Regions from separate parts of the Homo sapiens genome. Here all the other regions are linked to region 2. Evidence: chromatin contacts called from ENCODE Hi-C or POLR2A ChIA-PET data. All regions are on one chromosome and are shown on one strand. The core of a region is the stretch at or near the end of the contact, and the rest is flanking DNA. Distances in the headings are between cores, read along the strand shown. Region 1 holds the start of ARL2 (ARF like GTPase 2). Region 2 holds the start of PCNX3 (pecanex 3). Region 3 overlaps PACS1 (phosphofurin acidic cluster sorting protein 1).

Region 1 (4,882 bases), core at 214-2,713, 600 kb before region 2:
AATAGCTGGGATTACAGGTGCCGCCACCACGCCCAGCTAATTTTTTGTATTCTTAGTAGAGACGGGGTTTCACCATGTTGGCCAGGCTGGTCTTGAACTCCTGACCTCGTGATCCACCTGCCTCGGCCTCCCAAAGTGCTGGGTTTACAGGCGTGAGCCATGGCGCCCGGCCAGCATTTCCCATTTTGATCTTAGCTGCATTTCGAAGCCTCTGGGTAGGCGATATGCTCACTTTCTTCCTTGTGTGTGTGTGATGGAGGGTAAATGGTGCTGACCGAAGGGTCCCACTCAGGCAGCCTATCTGTTCAGCCCTCCTCTGACCACAAGCCCCTTTCTGCAAGATGGGAAGCTCCAGCTTCTTCCAGACCTCTCTCTAGGCAAACTTCATGGAGGCATGAAGACATTGTGCTTTACCATTTACTAGACCTGAGTTTGAATCTCACCCATGCTCCTTAAACACTCTGGATTCCATTATCATAGCTACGAAAAGAATATAAACCTCTCAGGGTTGCAGGGAGGATGAAGCTGAACACGTGAAGTGCGTTGCAAACAGTTACACAGGAGTTAGCTATTGTCCTCAGCTGGTGCTGACAGCTCTTTCCCAAGCATGAGAGAGGCTCTTCCGTGCTGCCTATCCACACTTACCTGCAGCAATAAGGCTGTCTCCTGAGTTTACAAAAGGGCTTGGTCCTTGACCTATTTCCTCACTTCTTCTGGACTTCTTGAGCGCTAAAGTAAAGAATGAAACTCTTGGACAAAGCCATTCATTCAACAACAAATATTTATTGAGCACCTACTACATGCCAGCCACTGTGCTAAGCACCATCTGGGCCTCAGTTTTTCCATCTGCAAAAGTAGGAACTGTGCTTCTGAACAGGGAAACGCTGGGCCTCTGGGTGGGGGCAGCCTTTGGGGCGGGACTGCAATTCCGTCATTGGAACCCAGGGACGCCCCGCATGTTTCCGAACGGCCTCCAGGGGGCACCGCCGCCCTGAACTGAGAGCCACCGGAGCCGGGTAGGGGGAGGCCCAACTTTCCGCTCTGTCAGAGGATGATGCCGAGGGCCCAGATGAGCAGGATTTGGACTGTGTTGCTGGGAACGGGGGCCTACACTGGCCCCAGGATGAGTTCGTCCGTACCTGGGGGCCCTGGGTTCTGACTCTCAGGTCAGACGCAGCCAAGATGCAACTCAGGAACTTCAAGGTTTCCGCTCCGGCCAAGAGCCCCAGTCCGGCAGGGGAAAGGGTGGGGGAGTCGCCCTTGCTCCCCCAGCCTCAGCCCTCGGGAGGCGCAGCGTCAGGGCGGGCGGCAGCACAGAAACCCCCCGCGCCGCTAGAGGGACCCTCGCAGCAGCTGCGCGGGCGACCTCGCGGTCACGTGCGGCAAGGGCGGGACCAAACGAGCGTCCGGCCAATCGACTATGCCGTCGGCGAGCGTGATAGCCAACAGGAACCGGGAGCGGGGTCCCGGGACTGGGAAGAAACGGCGGCCGGGAGGGGGCTCCGGGGACCATGGGGCTCCTGACCATTCTGAAGAAGATGAAGCAGAAAGAGCGGGAGCTGCGACTGCTCATGCTGTATCCTACCGGACGCCGGAACCGCGAGGGTGGCGGGGTCCAGCCGGGCAGGCGGTGCCGGGCGCCCCCTGTCGGGAGCGGAACGCGGCGGCCGGCGCGTCCCAACTGCCCCTGGCGTCACCACGCGGGCCCCATCAATCGCCCCGTCGGGCCGGGAGGAGCCGCACCCCAGGACTGGGGCAGGGGCCAGCTCCGAGGGCCGCAGAAGCGGTCCTGCAGGCGCAGCGGCGGGGCTAGGCGGCCCGAGTGTCAGGGGTGGTGGGTCCCGGAGATAACTCGGACGCCACCACCCGGCGGCCTGGCCCAAGCGTGGGGCCGCTGCCCTCCCGGCTCTGATCTCCTCCCCCGGGCCCGAGGGTTCCAGGCCCCGGCCCCGCCCTCGAGCTCCGAATCCCGGGGGCGTGCGGGGTGGCGGGTGGCGCGTGTGGGCTCCGCGGATCCTTTCGAGCGTGGATCCAACAGTCCGTCTCTTTGGTGTTACGCGGCCCGTGGTTGTCCCTGCGGCTGAGGATGTGTGTGTGTGGGCCCGAGTGTCCCGTGCGCCCTGTGCGCCTTCTGAGTCCAGTTAGGCGCCCGCACCTGTTCCCCCAGCTCTGTGCCAGGCTCCGCGGGGGAATGGCTGGGGAGATAAGACGCTTACGTGCACATATAACTTAATAATCACATCATGACTGTTTTGTTTTTTGAGACAGGGTCTTGCTCTGTTGCCCTGGCTGGAGTGCAGTGGCACAATCAAGGCTCACCGCAGCCTCCAGCTTCTAGGCTTAAGTGATCCTCCTGCCTCAGCCTCCCAAAACTCTGGGAATATAGGCATGAGCCACGGAGTCCGGCCCATGTCTGTTTTATTTTGTTTTGTTTGAGACGGAGTTTCGCTCTTGTTGCCCAGGCTGGAGTGCAGTGGCACAATCTCAGCTCGCTGCAACCTCCGCCCCCCGAGTTCAAGCAATTCTCCTGCCTCAGCCTCCCAAGTAGCTGGGATTACAGGTGCCCGCCACCACGCCCGGCTATTTTTTTAAATATTGTTAGTAGAGACGGGGTTTCACCTTGTTGGTCAGGCTGTTCTCGAATTCCTGACCTCAAGTGATCCACCCGCCTTGGCCTCCCAAACTGTTGGGATTATGGGCGTGAGCCACTGCGCCGGGCCGCATGTCTGCTTTAAAGAGCTCTAAGAAAAGCATACAGTTCACTCATTTGATAAATATTGAGTGCCTAATATGTGCTAGACACTGTCCTAGTGCCCAGGGTAATAAAACTAAAAAATCTTACCTTCATGGAAATTCTGTAATGCGTGTGTGTGTGTGTGGCGGGGGGGTTGCCCGCGGGTAGAAAGATGATAACACAGGAAGTAAGTAAAATATGTAATAGAGGCTGGGTGCGGTGGCACACACCTGTAACCCTAGCACTTTGGGAGGCTGAGGTGGGAGGTTCGCTTGAGCCCAGGTGTTTGAGACCAGCCTGGGCAACATAGTGAGACTCTGTCTCTATTTATACATATATATATTCTCCATACATACTATATATATATGGGCCATGCTTTGGACCATGCTTCTGGGGAACAGGGCCTTATACTGCTCCAGGATGAACTCCCACTACGTATATAGGTATGGAGAATAATGCAATTTAGGGTGGTCAAAGAAGGCCACTGTATGATGGCAGGGCGCAGTGGCTCATGCCTGTAATCCCAGCACTTTGAAAGGCCGGGGCGGATGGATCGCCTGATGTCAGGAGTTTTGAGACCAGTCTGGCCAACATGGTGAAATCCCGTCTCTACTGAAAATACAAAAATTAGCTGGATGTGGTGGTGGACACCTTTAATCCCAGCTACCTGGGAGGCTGAGGCAAGAGAATTGCCAGAACCCGGGAGGCGGAGACTGCAGTGAGCTGAGATCACGCCATTGCAGTCCAGCCTGGGTGACAAGAGCGAAACTCTGTTAAAAAAAAAAAAAATGACAATTGAGTACATGAGGGAGGCGAGGGTTGAACCATATAGCAATTCGGGGGGGGGGGAAACTTTAAAGCAAAGGGAACAGCAAGTCAGAGGCCCTGGGAGGACTAACTGGCGTGTTCAGAGGACTGGTGAGGAGGGCAGTATGGCTGGAGTGGGGAGGAGGAGCGTTGACTGGGAACCCCCTCACCTAGGGCCTTTTGGTTTTTGGTTTTCCCTTTCAGTGAGAAGTGCAGTGGAGAGAAGGAATCGCAGACCAGTTAGGCCACTGCAGTGACGCAGGCGAGATAGGATGGTGGCTTGGACCAGGATGGAAGTAGTGAGGTCATGGAAGTTTCTGGCCTGAGCAATTAGAAGGGTGAGGAACCATTTGCTGAGATGGAGAGGACTGGGGGAGGAGCAGGTTCAGGGTGGAGATGAGAACCCTGTGTGTGCCTGTGTGTGCCATGTGAGATGCCTCCGAGACAGCCCAGAAGTGTCAGGCAGGCAGCTGGATGTAGGCACTGAGGTCCAGTGTGTGGGAGGTGCACATTTGGGTGTTATCAGGATAGAGATGGTATTTGAAGCTGTGATCCTGGATGAGGTCACCCAGGGATGAGCGTGGCCAGAGAAGAGAACCCGGTTGTACCAGGATGAAGTCAGGTGAGGAGCAGAACCAGGTGAGGGTGTGTCCCAGTGCCAAGGGCAGCGCATGTGCTGGGGAGGAGGGTGAGCCACTCCATCAGGTGCTGAGTGGGGAACAGAAGATGACTGAGCGCTGTCCCAGCACTAGAGGGCCACAGGGAGGTCTTTGGGGACTGACCTTGGTAAGGACAGTTTTGGCCACAGCAGCAGCAAAAGCCTGATGGGAGTGTGTTCTTGAAAGAGCAAGAAGGCAGAAATGGGGGTGAGCACAAACAACTATTTTGAGATTTCCTGTAAAAGGAAAGATATAAATGAATAACTAGATGGGGCAGAGAGATCAAGGGCTTTGTTTGCTCTTTTTTTTTTTTTAATCAGACGGGGTCTCGCTGAGTCGCCCAGGCTGGAGTACAGTGGTGTGATCTCGGCTCATTGCAACCTCTGCCTGCCGGGTTCAAGCAATTCTCCTGTCTCAGCCTCCCGAGTAGCTGGGACTATAGGGGCCCGCCACCACGCCTGGCTGATTTTTGTAGTTTTAGTAGAGATGGGGTTTCACCTTGTTGGTCAGGCTGGTTTCGAACTCCTGACCTCAGATGATCCACCCACCTTGGCCTCCCAAAGTGCTGGGATTACAGGTGTGAGCCACCGCGCCCGGCCTATTTGCTCTTTTTAAGGTGGGAGAAAGAACGGCAAGCTCATCAGCCAGTGGGAATGATCAAGAGGGGAAGGAAACATGGATG
Region 2 (4,200 bases), core at 277-2,776:
ACTTTGGCCCCGGGGGCGGGAGGCAGAGGTGGAGGGTGGAGTTTCACTTTTTTCCGCTCTTCTCCCTCCTGCAGGAAACAGCATCAGATGACGCGGGCGGCCTGCACCGCTCCCCTCCCAGAGGCTCCAGGCGGGGAGTTCCCGGGTAGGCGGGCCAGGAGAGGCAGAGAGGGAAAGGGCAGAACCAGATCCCCCATCACAGCAGGCTTTTGAGATCTAGAAAGAAAAGCCCCCAGCTGCGTGCTCTGCTGCCTAGGGTGGAGGTTGGTCTCTGCTAAGGATGGGCCATCTCTGCCCTCTGCATCCGCATCGGCGGCAGCAAAACGGGGTTACAGAACCACACTTGGGAAGGGGGTGAACCCGAGTCTGGTCTTGGCTGCGAAGTTGTGGGACTGTGCGATCCATCGATTCTGAGCCTCATTATTTTCTTTCTTTTTTCTTCTTTTGAGACGGAGTCTTGCTCTGTCGCCCAGGCTGGTATGCAATGGCGCAGTCTAAGCTCACTGCAACCTCCGCCTCCCGGGTTCAAGAGATTCTCCTGCCTCAGCCTCCCGAGTAGCTGGGACTACCGGCGCGTGGCACCACGGCCGGCTAATTTTTGTATTTTTAGTGGAGACGGGTTTCACCATGTTGGCCATGCTGGTCTCAAACCCCTGACCTCGTGATCCTCCCGCCTCGGCCTCCCAAAGTGTTGGGATTACAGGCGTGAGCCACCGCGCCCGGCCATTCTTTTCATATATGATATGAGGACGAGAAAGCTCTGCCTCGTAGAGCTAGTTGGATGGGGTGGGGAAGACTGGAGGACAGACGGAACTGGCTGCACCTCAAGCTCTTGGAGTGGATTGCCTAAGGCTCTCTTCTTCTCCTCACCTGGGAAACAATCCGCTTCTTCATATCCCTTCCCCATTGGCAGAAACCTGAGACTTGTCCAGAACTTTGCCCAGGATTGGATTCAGAATAGCTGAGTCGCCCTCACAACTTCTGGATAGGGCTGCCCCAATTGCTTTGAGCCTGTCACTTTAAGAAAGACGACGCTATCCTATTTCGACTATTCCTGCCTGTTACGGAAGGTTGTTCTCTACACCCTAGGTCTGAGCTCTGACCCGGAAGTAGACGCCGCTGGGAGCGAAATCGGTCGTGACGTACGAGGTCCAGCATTAAAGGGGGCGGGCCGAGAGGGGCGTGCTTCGGTAGTGCAGAACTCTCGCTGCTACTAGGGGAGTCCACGCCTCCACCTTTTCCCCGCCTCCTGTAACTCATTGGAAGAGCTGTGCGCCAATTACTTTGCCGTTACCCAATGGCTACTCAACTGTCTCTTTGGTTCCGCCCAGTCGTCTACCCTGGGTTGGCAACGCCTGGGTCTACGCATGCGCCCAAACGCTTTTACGCTCGAACTTGCTTTAGTCCTGGAGTCTGCGCACGCCCAAAGGGCACCCCTCGCGTCCTACCGCGCCATCACCTTTCTGCGCTTGCGCATTCATGCCGTCAAGTTTTCCTTTTCCGGGTCCCAATTGGAATCGTTGGGCGCATGCGCCACTGCAGGCTGGCGGTTCGCGGCTCCTTCTTCCGGCCTCCTCCTTAGGCCGGCACCAGCAGAAGCCGGGCGAGCGCGGAGCCCCAAGCAAGTGACCTGCGACCCCGAAAGTGGACCCCAGATCCTGGGGTTCTCCCTGGTCCGGAGACTAGGGAGCTGTCGCCTGCACCCCGGGAGCACCCACCCCACGACCACCTCTGGATGCCGCCGACGGGTACCCGGCCCGTGCCCCGCGCCTGCCTGCCGGCTCGGCCCCTCGGAGCAATTCTGGGCCAGGAGTGGGGACCCGGACCCCGCCCCTGATGCAGCCCCACCCCCGCGTCCGGGCCTTGCACCACTGACTGTCCCGGCCGGCCCCGCCCCCTGCTCGCACCCTCGCGCGGCCGAGCCCCCCTCCCCCGCTGGGGGAGGCCATGGCGTGAGCGTGAGGCCGGGCCCCGGGGCCCTCAGGCGCCAGACGGGGCATGGGCCGGGGGCCGCCCCCATGAGGGTCCCGGGAGGGGGGGCGCGGGCAGCAGCGGCGGGGCCATGGGGTCGCAGGTGTTGCAGATCCTGCGCCAGGGGGTGTGGGCCTCGCTCACCGGCGGTTGGTTCTTCGACCCGCACCAGAGCACCTTCTCCAACTGCTTCCACCTCTATGTCTGGATCTTCCTGCTCATCTTTCCCTTCTTACTGTACATGGTGAGACGCCACGGCCACCTGTAACTCCAGCCGGGAGAGGGAGGGCAGCCTGGCAGGGATTCAGGGCAGTGCCCTGGGCTCTGGGACGTGGAGAGAGAGGAATCACTGCAGAGTTTGGGTCTGTGTGGAAGAGGGGCCAAAGTCTTCCTTTCTTGGATCGAGTGACCTTGAACCCTACACTTAATCTCATCCAGCTAAGCAGAATACAGAGCCCTTTGTCGAGGTCTGTGTACTGGTTGTGTGGAGAGGTGATGAAATTTTCTTGTGAGTCTGTGAATCCCAGCTATGATGTTGATGGCAGGTACATCCTGTGGGGGCGAGGCTTTGTGAAAAGGGACCTGGCTTACTTTCATCTTCAGGTCCTGCCTCCCAGCTTGATGGTGGCCGGCGTGTACTGCCTCGTGGTGGCTGTCATCTTTGCTACTATCAAGACTGTCAATTATCGGCTTCATGCCATGTTTGACCAGGGCGAGATCGTGGAGAAGCGCAGCTCTACCATGGGGGAGCTGGAGGAAGAGCCTGCCCAGGGGGACAGCAATCCACCCAGGTGGGTGGGGTAGGGGCTGTGCTGGGGATTGAGGGTTTTTGGTGCCTGGGCCGGAACCTTGCAGGGTGGAGTAGGGGCTTAGGGAACATTGGCTCTCTGAGTGATTGTGAACACTTGTCCTGTGTTAGCCCTGGAATTGTAAAGTGACTTCTGAAAAAGAAGCAGTGACAAAGATGGGAGGAAGTAGCATACACAGAGGAGAGGTTAGCTCAAAGCTGCTGCTCTTTTTCACCGCCAGGGACCCCGGAGTGGAGATGACAGTGTTCCGGAAAGTCAGTTCCACACCCCCGGTGCGCTGCAGCTCCCAGCACTCTGTGTTTGGCTTCAACCAGGTCTCGGTGAGTGGGCCTGGACCTCAGCTTGTCCTCCTGTCCCTCTGCGAGCCAGTCCCTACTGTGGGTGCATCCTGAGCCTACTTCTTGCCTTGTTTGTTCCTTCATGGCTCTCTGTCTACTCAGGAGCTGCTGCCCCGAATGGAGGACTCTGGGCCCCTTAGAGGTAGGTGGCTGCTCTTCAGGGTTGGAGCATAGTGCTGTGGAACAGGGGCTGGCGTGCTGTGCCAGGGGGTCCTGCTGACACCTCTGGGGCCATGGTTGCAGACATCAAGGAGCTGGTGCGGGAGCAGGGCAGCAACAATGTGATCGTGACTTCTGCCGACCGAGAGATGCTGAAGCTCAGCTCGCAGGAGAAACTGAGTGCGTGGGCCTTATGGGGCCGAGGCTTGTGGGCTAGACCAGCTGTTTCGTTGTTGAATCCCCTCAACTTTGGCTCCATCCTGGGTCTCCTCTGTATTCCTCTGTGGGACCTCCCCAGTGTGCTGCTGTGGCTGGGCTCTCAGGGAAAGTACAGGGCATAAGACCTCCCTTAACCACTAGTTTGTTTTGCAGAAAACCCTTTTTTCATTTTCTGTTTCCCTTTATTTTGGCAGTTGGAGACCTTCCCCAGACGCCTCCAGGGGCTGTCCCAGACCCCTCTCTTGCCAGTACAGACTCTTCAGAGCCTTCTCCCCTGGCTGGAGATGGAGCGCCCTGGAGTGGGAGCAGCATGGCTGACACTCCCATGAGCCCCCTGCTGAAGGGGAGCCTCAGCCAGGAGCTGAGCAAGAGCTTCCTGACCCTGACCCAGCCTGACCGGGCCCTGGTGAGGACCAGCAGTCGACGGGAACAACGCAGGGGGGCAGGTGGCTATCAGCCCCTTGACCGGCGGGGCTCAGGGGAGCCCACGCCCCAGAAAGCCGGCTCCTCAGACTCCTGCTTCAGCGGCACTGACAGGGAGACATTGAGCAGCTTCAAGAGTGAGAAGACCAACTCCACCCATCTGGACAGCCCCCCAGGGGGGCCAGCCCCTGAGGGCAGCGACACAGACCCACCCTCTGAGGCTGAGCTGCCTGCCTCACCAGACGCCGGGGTCCCCTCAGATGACACGCTGCGTTCCTTTG
Region 3 (4,559 bases), core at 1,167-3,666, 520 kb after region 2:
ATAGAGATAGACTCCATCTCAAAAAAAAAAATCTTATTTCTTCTCACCACTCATTCTTTTCATTATATTTTGAACTAAAAGCTTGTCCTGGTAATGGCTAAAGAGTACTTAGTGGTGTGTCCATATCAAAAAGAAAGGAAGCCCTTGATTTTGAAGAGAAATTAGAAGCCACGCTAAGGACTCATGGTTGCCATCTTCACGAGCTCTGAGATAGGTAAGGCACGCCCTTCAGAATCTTTATGGGTTTTTGTTAGCTCCTCAGCTTTCTCCAACTAAAATTGCTTTGGCTTAAGCTTTAGAACTCAAGATAAATGAAAGTTCTTCATTTTAACTTTAGTTGATAAATTACTAGTATTACAGAGCGATTTTCTGTGTGGAAAACATGCCAGCACTGTCACCCAGACACACTGTGCACAGGTTCAGCATGTACCATGGCTGCCTGAGGCCTGCCCTCATCCCTGCTGGCCTCCTCTCCTGCGCTTTTTTTTTTTTTTTGAGACAGAGCCTTGCTCTGTCACCCAGGCTAGAGTGCAGTGGTGCAATCTCAACTCAGTGCAACCTCCACCTCCTGGGTTCAAGCAATTCTTCTGTCTCAGCCTCCCGAGTAGCTGGGATTACAGGTGCCTACCACCATGCCTGGCTAATTTTTGTATTTTTAGTAGAGACGGGGTTTCACCATGTTGGCCAGGCTGGTCTCGAACTCCTGACCTCAAGTGATCCACCCCACTTGGCCTCCCAAAGTGCTGGGATTACAGGCGTGAGCCACTACACCCAGCCTCCTGCGCTCCTCTTAACGTGGTTTCAGATTCTGCCCACGTGCCTTCCAGACTAGCTTCTGAAACACTGTCCACCTGTCAGTTGAATTATTGAGCTACTGATTTGTCTGTGACTTTTAGCTCATAATTGGACTGTCGTAAATGACGTAGATACGTAAGTACGTCCTACGGGTTATGTGGCTATGCTGCTGAGACCTCACACTCAACCCTCCAGCACTAATTCACTCTCTTTCAAAATTGTGCTGTTGCTTTCAGTGTTTGGGGAGCCCAGGAGAGGAATGTGAAACAGGACTGCCCAATCCCGCTAACACACACACACACACACACACACGCCAAGAATGTGAAACAGGACTGCCCAATCCCACTGTCACACACACACACACACACACACACACACACCAAAAACCAAAACAAACCAAAATATTCCTGAGTGCAGGAGTTATGATTTAACAAAACCTTCATATCCTCTAACATCCCCACTCCAGAGAACACCCTACTTAGAATAAAAAGCTAGGAGTGATGAGCACCATGGCTTTCAGTCTTTATGGAGCTGTGATAGCCCATCATTATTTGATTTATTCTCCTATCTTTTCCAGAGCGGATGTAGTCTTTGAATAGAATTGCATAATTTTAGGGTTTTAAGCACCCTCAGTAATCGTGCAGTTTAGTTTCCCATCTCATGCCTTCCAAAAAACTTCATACAAGTTGACCCTCATCTAGCCTTGGCCCGAGTGCTTCCACTGAACAAGAATTCAGCAGTTTTTTAAGCAGGCCCATTCCATTGTATGGACTGCCCGAATTATTAATAAGTTCTCTATGTTCGGCTAAAACTTAACTCATGGGAATTTCCACCCTAAGTCCTGATTTAACCATTTGTAGAAATGAATGACTCAGTTTTTTCACTCCCACAGAAGTGGTCTTCAGCTATTGGAGGACAGTGCCCGGCCTCCGTAGGCTCTCCAGCCTCAGCATTGCCCACTTTTCTCTTGGCTTGTTGGGCTTTTTTCTTCTTGATTTTTGGGGATTTTTGAAAATAGCCCTATGTCTTGGATATGAGTCACAAATTGCCCCCCCCCCCACCATTTCGTCATTTGTCTCCAAGCTCTGTTTACATTGGTGTTTGCCGTGCAGAAGTTTTTCTTTAATGTAATAAAATGTAGCCATCTTTTTTAAAATGACCTCTGGACTTCATGTGTTTGGAGTTTATTCATACTTAGAAAGGCCTTGTCCACTTGAGGCTGTTTAAAAAATACCCATATTTTCTGCTAGTACTTAAATGGATTTGTGTGAGTGTGTGTGTTTGTGTTTGTGTGTGTGTGTGTGTACTTAAATCTTTTATGCATCTAGAATTTATTTTAAGATAAGATGTGAGGTAGGGGTTCAAATTAATTTTTTTCCAGCTAGCTGTCTAGTTACTCCAACATTATTGAATTACTCATTTTTTCCTGTTTTGAAATGCCATTATATTAAATTCATGACACACTTTTGGATTTATTCCTAGAGTGTTTCATATGTTTTATTTCCAAGCAAACCACCACACACATCTTATACCTTCATTACTGAAATTTTTAACCTAAATGTAAAACTTGTTATGTGCTTACCTGGCATCCAGCCGGTCAGGATGGTCTGACTCTGCTCCTTCCTGCCTCAGCAGCCTCCTCTTTTGTGCCACCTGCAGGTTAATAAGCATCTCTTATGTCATTATCCAGGCCATTGACCAAGGGGTGACAATAATATTGGCCATTGTAGGGCTGTCCTTTGGACTCCAGTGGAGAGCCATTACTCACTGTTTCCTATTTTAGAAATGCAGCATGATAGGTTAAAAAGTGCTTAGGGTTTTGGTTTCAGTTGCAGAACTAAATTTGAGCATCCCTTCTATTCATTGTTTCTCAGACTTTAATGTGAACAGGAATAACCTGAGAATCTTGTTAAAATGCAAATTCTTTTTTTATTTTTAGTAGAGACGGGGTTTCACCATGTTGGCCAGGCTGGTCTTGAACTCCTGACCTCAGGTGATCCACCTGCCTTGGGCTTCTAGAATGCTGGTATTACAGACATGAGCCACAGCACCCAGCATAAAATGCAAATTCTGATTCAGTAGGTCTGGGGTAGGCCAAGATTTTGCCCCGTTTATTTATTTATTTATTTATTTATTGGACAGTATCACACTCTGTCACTCAGGCTAGAGTGCAGTGGCCTGATCATGGCTCACTGCAGCCTCAAACTCATGGACTGAAGTGATGCTCCTGCCTCAGCCTTCTTAGTAGATAGGACTGTAGACTTCTGCCACCATGCCCAGGTAATTAAAAAAAATTTTTTTACAGAGATGGGAGTCTTGCCATATTACCTGGGCTGGTATTGAAATCCTGTCCCCAAGCAACCACCCAAAGTGGGATTACAGGGTGAGCTATGGTGCCCAGACGGCTTTTGCATTTTTAATAAGTCCCCAGGCCATGCTGATGCTGATGGTCCATGGACTACCCTATACTTTGCAGGACCAAGACTAGAGTGAGTCAAGTGACATGCCCCACGAAGTGTGTGAGGAGGCACTTACTGTCTTGGCACTTGCACAAACCTGAGAGCAAGCACTTCTTTAAGTTTTGTACCCTGGGTCCCTTGCTTGCCTCACCCTAATCCCAGCCCTGATATTGTGTTTCTTATTATTGTTAGGCTTACTGCTGATGAAGCTACTAAATAGGACTCTTGAGAGGTGAGCTCTTGCTGTCTGCACTTTTTTTTTTTTTCGAGACAAAGTCTTGCTCTGTCGCCCAAGCTGGAGTGCAGTGGCGCGATCTTGGCTCACTGCAACCTCCGCCTCCCGGGTTCAAGTGATTCTCCTGCCTCAGCCTCCCGAGTAGCTGGGACTACAGACATGCGCCACCACGCCCAGCTAATTTTTGTATTTTTAGTAGAGACAGGGTTTCACCATGTTGGCCAGGATGGTCTCGATATCTTGACCTCATGATCCGCCCGCCTCAGCCTCCCAAAGTGCTGGGATTACAGGTGTGAGCCACTGTGCCTGGCCGCTGTCTGTATTTTTAAACAGGTTCCCCAGGCGACCCTTAGGCACACCAAAGTTTGAGAACCACTGAAAAAGAGAAGTTCTGACTTTTAGGATTAATTTACAGCCTGTTATGAAACCAGTGCTTGCAACCTGAAAACATCATGCTACTGTTTACCTTTAGTTTTCATGATGTGCTTGAGATAGTGGTGGCTAAGCCCGAAATATATAAATTTTTAATTTTCATGTTTGTGGGTACATAGTGGGTGTATATATTTATGGGTTGCATTTGTTTTGATACAGGCAGGCAATGCATAATAATCACATGAGGGTAAGTGGGGTGTCCAACTCAAGCATTTATCCTTTGTGTTACAGACAATCCAGTTATACTTTTTAGTTACTTTAAAATGTATAATTAAATTATTTTGTACTATAGTCACCCTGTTGTGCTAGCAAATATTAGGTCTTATTCATGCTTTGTAACTTTTTTTTTTAATCCATTAGCCCTCCCCACTTCCCTCCCATCCACCCCCCTAACCCCACCACTACCCTTCCCAGCCTGTGGTAACCATCCTTCTACTCTTTGTCTCCATGAGTTTAATTGTATTAATTTTTAGCTCTCACAAGTAAGTGAGAACATGTGAAGTTTGTCTTGCTGTGCCTGGCTTATTTTATTTAACATAATGATCTAGTTCCATCCATGTTTCATCCATCCATCCAAAGGATCACATTCTTTTTTGTGGCCAAATAGTACTCCATTGTATATATATGTACTGCATTTA

The links. A loop is a pair of places that touch in the nucleus more often than their neighbours do. ChIA-PET counts read pairs that join two places held with the same protein, here RNA polymerase II (POLR2A). Pooled maps may share reads with other maps.
Region 1: a pooled map shows a loop between it and region 2 (7-fold over the local background). The contact joins the promoter of ARL2 here to the promoter of PCNX3 in region 2. A Hi-C loop is called at or near these places in 4 of 37 single-sample maps with no recorded cell type and 10 of 50 pooled maps.
Region 3: a map with no recorded cell type shows a loop between it and region 2 (7-fold over the local background). The contact joins the enhancer-like site here to the promoter of PCNX3 in region 2. A Hi-C loop is called at or near these places in 1 of 37 single-sample maps with no recorded cell type and 4 of 50 pooled maps. POLR2A ChIA-PET finds 5 or more read pairs at or near these places in 3 of 52 experiments (GM10248, GM12878 and PC-9).

What each region holds. Positions count from the first base shown.
Region 1 is chr11:65,012,697-65,017,578 of GRCh38, forward strand. ARL2 (ARF like GTPase 2) reads left to right here and starts at 1,464. Exons shown (of 5, transcript NM_001667.4): 1 at 1,464-1,576. The coding sequence starts at 1,512. It overlaps ARL2-SNX15 (ARL2-SNX15 readthrough (NMD candidate)), which reads left to right and starts at 1,464. Exons shown (of 11, transcript NR_037650.2): 1 at 1,464-1,576. RefSeq lists a silencer at 1,311-2,070.
Region 2 is chr11:65,614,250-65,618,449 of GRCh38, forward strand. It overlaps PCNX3 (pecanex 3), which reads left to right and starts at 1,527. Exons shown (of 35, transcript NM_032223.4): 1 at 1,527-2,215; 2 at 2,575-2,762; 3 at 3,001-3,100; 4 at 3,221-3,260; 5 at 3,362-3,457; 6 at 3,691-4,200. The coding sequence starts at 2,063. RefSeq lists enhancers at 12-441, 183-1,069, 952-1,001, 1,062-1,151, 1,432-1,581 and 1 more and a silencer at 1,772-2,021.
Region 3 is chr11:66,135,180-66,139,738 of GRCh38, forward strand. The region is part of intron 1 of PACS1 (phosphofurin acidic cluster sorting protein 1); the gene reads left to right. Among named protein-coding and RNA genes, the nearest start is that of PACS1, 67 kb to the left of the region's middle. RefSeq lists silencers at 677-726, 3,731-3,890. Within about 2 kb of position 2,417, at least 6 of the 41 ENCODE cell types and tissues checked have a DNase peak (open chromatin) inside an H3K27ac peak, as active enhancers do; they include GM12878, where a contact is called at or near this core.